2 separate regions of the Homo sapiens genome follow, and region 1 is linked to region 2. Evidence: chromatin loops called from intact Hi-C (ENCODE). Cell type or tissue: GM12878. All regions are shown on one strand. Each heading gives the region's core, and the rest is flanking DNA. Links, peaks and the distances in the headings are about the cores only. Region 1 overlaps LOC100506444 (a long non-coding RNA gene). Region 2 overlaps SCFD2 (sec1 family domain containing 2).

Evidence for each region. Hi-C counts contacts between places; a loop is a spot of excess contacts. Peaks named below come from ENCODE experiments on the same cell type or tissue, not always from the same donor. Only the 100,000 strongest peaks of a DNase experiment are listed, where the experiment ranks them.
Region 1: a loop joins it to region 2, with 2.9 times the contacts of the local background. A loop is called at or near these places in 2 of 110 quality-filtered maps.

The regions. Positions count from the first base shown.
Region 1 is chr4:53,701,109-53,704,029 of GRCh38, forward strand. The region is part of intron 1 of LOC100506444 (a long non-coding RNA gene); the gene reads left to right. Among named protein-coding and RNA genes, the nearest start is that of LNX1-AS2, 110 kb to the left of the region's middle. RefSeq lists an enhancer at 1,443-1,562. In GM12878, for the core only: a CTCF peak has its summit at 1,340; DNase peaks (open chromatin) are centred at 1,453 and 1,863; H3K4me3 peaks cover 974 bases; H3K27ac peaks cover 2,181 bases.
Region 2 is chr4:53,174,872-53,177,792 of GRCh38, forward strand. All of the region lies in intron 4 of SCFD2 (sec1 family domain containing 2), which reads right to left. Among named protein-coding and RNA genes, the nearest start is that of SCFD2, 190 kb to the right of the region's middle. In GM12878, for the core only: no CTCF peak of the experiment used is centred there; a DNase peak (open chromatin) is centred at 1,620; H3K27ac peaks cover 372 bases.

The DNA.
Region 1 (2,921 bases), core at 195-2,694, 530 kb after region 2:
TATTAGCATTTTTGTCAAAGCCATTCAACAGGTCTCTAGGAAGTTCCAAACTTTCCCACGTTTTCCTGTCTTCTTCTGAGGCCTCCAAACTGTTCCAAACTCTGCCTGTTACCCAGTTCCAAAGTCGCTTCCACATTTTCAGCTATCTTTTCAGCAACGCCCCACTGTACTGATACCAACTGACTGTATTAGTCTGTTTTCACGCTGCTGATAAAGACATACCTGACACTGGGAAGGAAAAGAGGTTTAATTGGACTTACAGTTCCACATGGCTGGGGAGGCCTCAGAAACATGGCGGGAGGCAAAAGGCACTTCTCACATGGCAGTGGCAAGAGAAAAATGAGGAAGAAGCAAAGGCGGAAACCCCTGAAAAACCCATCAGATCTCATGTGACTTACTCACTATTACGAGACTAGCATGGGAAAGACCAGCCCCCATGATTCAATTACCTCCCCCTGGGTCCCTCCCGTGACACATGGGAATTCTGGGAGATACAATTCAAGTTGAGATTTGGATGGGGACACAGCCAAACCATATCACTGGGGGAGGAAGGCACCGTGGTAGTGCTATGGACCGAATCATGTCCCCTCCATATTCGTATGCTGAGGCCTTGAGCCCCAATGTGAATATATTTGGAGATGAGTCCTTTCTGGAAGTAATTAAGGTTAAATGAGGTCATAAGGTTAGGGCCCTGATCTGATAGAATTTATGTCCTTTTAAGAATAGACACCAGAGCGCTTGCTCCAGGTGCACAAAGTAGTGGCCATGTGAGCATACACTGAGAAAGCAGCCATCTGCAAGCCAGGAAGAGGGCCCTTACCAGCCATTCTAGTCCCCTGATCTTGGACATCCAGCTTCCAAAACTGTGAGAAACCGATTTTTGTTATTGAAATCGCTTAGCCTTTGGTATTTTGTTCTGGCACCCTGGCAGACTAATATAAGTAGGGGTAAGCAGGTTATTAACCAGAAAGAGACACAAAGGAGCTTTTCACATAAGGGCGATGGATATATTCTGTATCTTGATCAGGGTAGTAGTTACGTGGGTGGATACATAGGTGAACAAGTTTATCAAACTGTCAGTTTCAGATTTCTACATTCTTGTGCATATAAATTTTCCTAAACTTGAAAAAGGCCGTCTTATCCCCATCTTTCCCAATGGAATCTGTGTTTCAAAAAGATAACAATATAGTGTTCATGCCTTCAAACAGGCCTGGTAGAAAGGAAATTAACATACATTATTTATCTCGTATATATGTATGTTTCTGCCTGTAATAAATAATGGGGATTGAGCACTTAGCACAAGAGTAAGCAACTGCCAAATGCAGCTCTGGGTTCAGACCTGTATGGGGCAGACCTGAGAGCCAGGCCCCTTTCCCTACCATACTGAAACTGACAGCAAAGCCGCTCAGCTAAGGGGATGTGCAGAAAGGACGCCCTGGGGTCTCCTGAGGCTGCAGGGCGGCCGGGGAGCCCTGGGGTCAGGAGGGCAACTTTCTGGGGCACAGTGCTCGAGTCACCTCTCCGAGGAACGGCTCTGCCTGCACTGCTTCTTGTACTTTGTTTACCCGCCCCTAGGAAAAGAGCTGTGAAGATGATCGTAGGGAGCAAGCAGTGAGGCGGCAAATGGCTCTGAGAGGAGCCACGCAGACAGCTGGGCAGCCGTGCCAAGAACAACAGGAAGCTCGCGGCCCCACCCCTGCTCGCTGCAGCCCTGGCCTGGAGACCCAGGGTTATTTGCTTTGAAGGGCCCTCTGCAGATGTTACATAAACAAAACCTCCATTGACTCCAGTTCTGAGCCTGGCCTAAAATAGCCCGCGGGCTTCCCCCTACCACTGTGCAGTTTCGCCGCCATCCCTTTTGGTCCCCTTGTGTGCTAGCTGCTTCCCTCCATTGACCACATGTGCAGACAACTCTCGCCAGTGTCCCTAAGAGGCCAGTTCCCTGGGGAACAAAAAGTGGGGCTCGTTTGCCTTCCCTGGCAGGTCAGACACAAAGCATCCCTGTAAGACCTTTGATGGCTACTGGCCAAGGGACACGTTTCCCCTCCCCAGGGAGGCAGGAAGCTGGGCTGAGGCACAGTGGGGTTTGGTCAGCAGCCAGCACAAGAGGGACTGTGCTTTCTCTCTGTGTCTGTGTCTCTTTCTGTGTGTGTCTGCGTCTCTCTCTCTCTCTGTCTCTTTCTCTCTCTTTCCTAAGGGCAAGCTCTCCAGGTAAGGGCACGAGTTCTTCGTCAGCGTCTCTATTTTCACTTGATGTAACGACTGAACACTCTACTCTTGACTCTTCCTCCAAGCTCCTATAAAATTCCCTGACCCCATTTGCACTTCAGCTCCTTCATTCTGCAGAAAACCATTCCTTCGTGAACATCTGGAGAATCACAGATCCGTGCCACAGCACGGGGTCACTCTGGGCCTTGCCACTCAACATGGGTCCCTGGAAGCTATTATCATCTTTTCCCTTTGACCTCCTGCACTTCTCCAGGATCTTAACTCATAAAATAAAACCAAAAACAACACCAGCAATAAAAACATATTTATGTCAAATACTTACTATGTGCCTGATACAAGGCTAAGCATTTTATGTGTTTTATTTTATTTCATATTGAACAGTCTTATGAGATTGGTACAATAATTATCTCCAGCTGACAGAAGGACAAACTGCAGTTTGGAAAAATTATAGAACTTGTACAAGATGTGACAGAGGTGGAACAGTCAGACTTGTATTCAGTGTCTCAACCACTGCATTGCATGTCCGGGGAAAAAGAGGGCAGGACTCACAACTCCTCCTTTCCATGGTCTTTCTTCTATTCAAAGGCCATGCTATTGTATCCATGGTCAATGTCATTAAACATATCACTGATCAATTAATTATCCAATCAGTATTTAAGGACTATGTTTTCTGGGCAAGTTGCTATTTGAGT
Region 2 (2,921 bases), core at 157-2,656:
TGTTTTTGTTTATAAGAACGATTTATGTCATCCATATAAATGTTCTGCCTATGCCGTACAGCACAGATGACTGTTTTGCATGTTTGTGACGGACCACAGCTCCATATTGACTATAGAAAGTCTTACTCAGCTCTAATTTCAGTTTACTCTGGGGTTTCAGATTCTGCTGACTACAGACAAAATTTTTCTCCCCCCACAATGGCTGCATACTTTAACAATCCCCATAGAATTCCACAGGAGTCTGAATTGAAATACAGAACTAATAAGGTACCCTAACAAATAGAAAAACTTCAAATCACTTTTAGAGTTAATAACTTCTCTAAATTAAAAAGCAAATATGAATACAGAAATAAGTTTTATTTCTTAAAACAAAGCCATGTAATGTGATATCTTTTAGCTTGGTTTAAATTTTTGAATTTCCTGTTTTCAGGGACTAGGAAATTGGATGTTCAAATTCACTTGAGACAAATTGTAATGTTTTCCAAATAATTAAAATATAACAAAAAATCCTACTAAATTTAAAATTTTATTTGTACATGGAACGAGGCTAAAAATTATTTTAATCTGCAAGTAATTCAATGAGTTCATATAACTACTTCTGAAATTTTTTCATTTCTTTAGCATTCATTATAGACTGAAATTAGTTCCTAATTGAAAATTGAAACTCCTAATTGAAATATTACCATGAATCAGATTTATATCTGTTATTAGTTTATTTATGCCTTATCTTTTCTCAGGAAAGATTTAAAGCACAAAGATCAATGACTAATTTAGGACACTTTGGCATCTTTAAAATTGTCTCCATGAATAATTTATTGGACCTCATGACTATAAGCCATGACACTTTCAAAAATGGAAAAGCACACTAGCAGATAAGACAACTGCCACTTTCAGTGACCCTGGATATACCACTTAGGCTCTCTCCTCATCTATAAAATTGGAACACTGAACAAGAGGATTCCAAAGGTCCCTGGTTCTAGCTTTACAATCCCATAACACATAAGGAATCTTTATATCTTCCTAGTCCCTGACTTCCTTAATTATTCATTAAGGCTCTAAACCCAAGACTGTGAATTTATAACTATTGAGATGATTCTTCTCCCATTCCATTCTTCACACCTTTCTACTTGTCACATAGTTGTCCATTTTCTATTATTTTCTATCTATTCAAATGATATTTTTTACTTTATTTTACAAAACAGTCTCATTCAATTGAGAAAGTGTTCTCAATGTTGAAGATAATAATGGAATGTACCATGATAAAAATGTGTCATTGAATACTTAGATTTCAATTAAATAACAGTCAAACCAGATACATTATAGCCTACCTACAAACAACTTCTTTCAAAAGTCTGCGAATTAAAGTATAAGTAAAACATATTTTGCCAAGTCTAAAAACACTGGATAGATTTTTAAGTTAGTAATACAGACAACACTCAAAGGAAATTTATTTTTGTGAACTGGTAGAATATAATACATAGTTGAAACACATAACTGAAACCCTCCTTAAGCCTCTTAGAGCTCTTTGGGAGTGAACTGCTGAGATACCTTGGGGAGGAAATGAAACTGTTACCTTGGCCAGACAACTTAGCCAACACAGAAACACTCTCACTTTCACCACACCCTAAATTGCCTTTGCTTTCCACTATGAGCTTAGAGAAGGGACCTGAATAGAGAGAAAGGAATAACTACCATGCTAAACAAATGGCAGCTGAGAGAAAAAGCCTTCTAGACCACTGTTCTGACTGCACTGTGAGAAAACTGACAGTTGGGTGGGTCAGACAGAAACAGGTTTTGGATGGGTGCAGTGGCTCACGCCTGTAATCCCAGCACTTTGGGAGTCCAAGGCGGGTGAATCACCTGAGTTCAGGAGTTCTAGACCAGCCTGCCCACATGGTGAAATCCCATCTCTACTAAAAATACAAAAACCAGCTGGGTGTGGTGGTGGTTGCCTGTAATCCCAGCTATTCGGTATGCTGAGGCAGGAGAATCACTTGAACCCGGGAGGCAAAGGTTGCAGTCAGCTGAGATTGTGCCACTGCACTCCAGCCTGGAAAACAGAGTGACAACAATCTCAAAAAAAAAAAAAAAAAGAAAGAAAAAAAAGAAAGAGAAACAGGTTTTAAACAGGTAGACATCATGAAATCAAATGTACTTCCTTCTTCTTTATCTGTTTCCTGTTCCCTTTTTGTTAGCTTTTCCTTCTTCCTCTTCCTTTTCTTCACCCATTCATTTTTACATTTCTTTAACAAATGTGTGTTCAGGCACTGAGTGCCAGATAGAAGAGATACATTGGTGAATAAACAACATAGGTCATCCCCTTATAAAGCTTAGAGTCTAGTGGGGGATAGAATCATATAAGCAGACAATGATAAAACAGAGAGTTAGTTGAAGAAAGTAAATAGCATCCCTGGTGTTACAGTAATACATGCTTGGGGCACCCAATCCACAATTGAGGTATCAGGTAAAGAAAGCATCCTGGAGGAAGTAAAGACCATGCAGAATCTGGAGGAGAGAGGGCCAAGGAGTGGGTTAGGAGAAGGGAGAGGGTATTAAGGTTTATTTATTTGTTTGTTTGTTTGTTTGTTTTGTAACTCAAAGTAAATTGAGCAAAAAAGTAAAAATAAAAAACAATAAGAAATGAAAAGGAGGACTGGGAGAGGAGCCAAGATGGTCGAATAGGAACAGCTCCGGTCTACAGCTCCCAGCGTGAGCAATGCAGAAAACGGGTGATTTCTGCATTTCCAACTGAGGTACCGGGTTCATCTCAGTGGGGAGTGCCAGACAGTAGGTGCAGGGCAGTGGGTGCAGCGCACCGTGTGCGAGCCAAGGCATCGCCTCATCCGGGAAGCGAAAGGGGTCAGGGAATTCCCTTTCCTAGTCAAAGAAAGCAGTGACAGATGGCACCTGGAAAAGCAGGT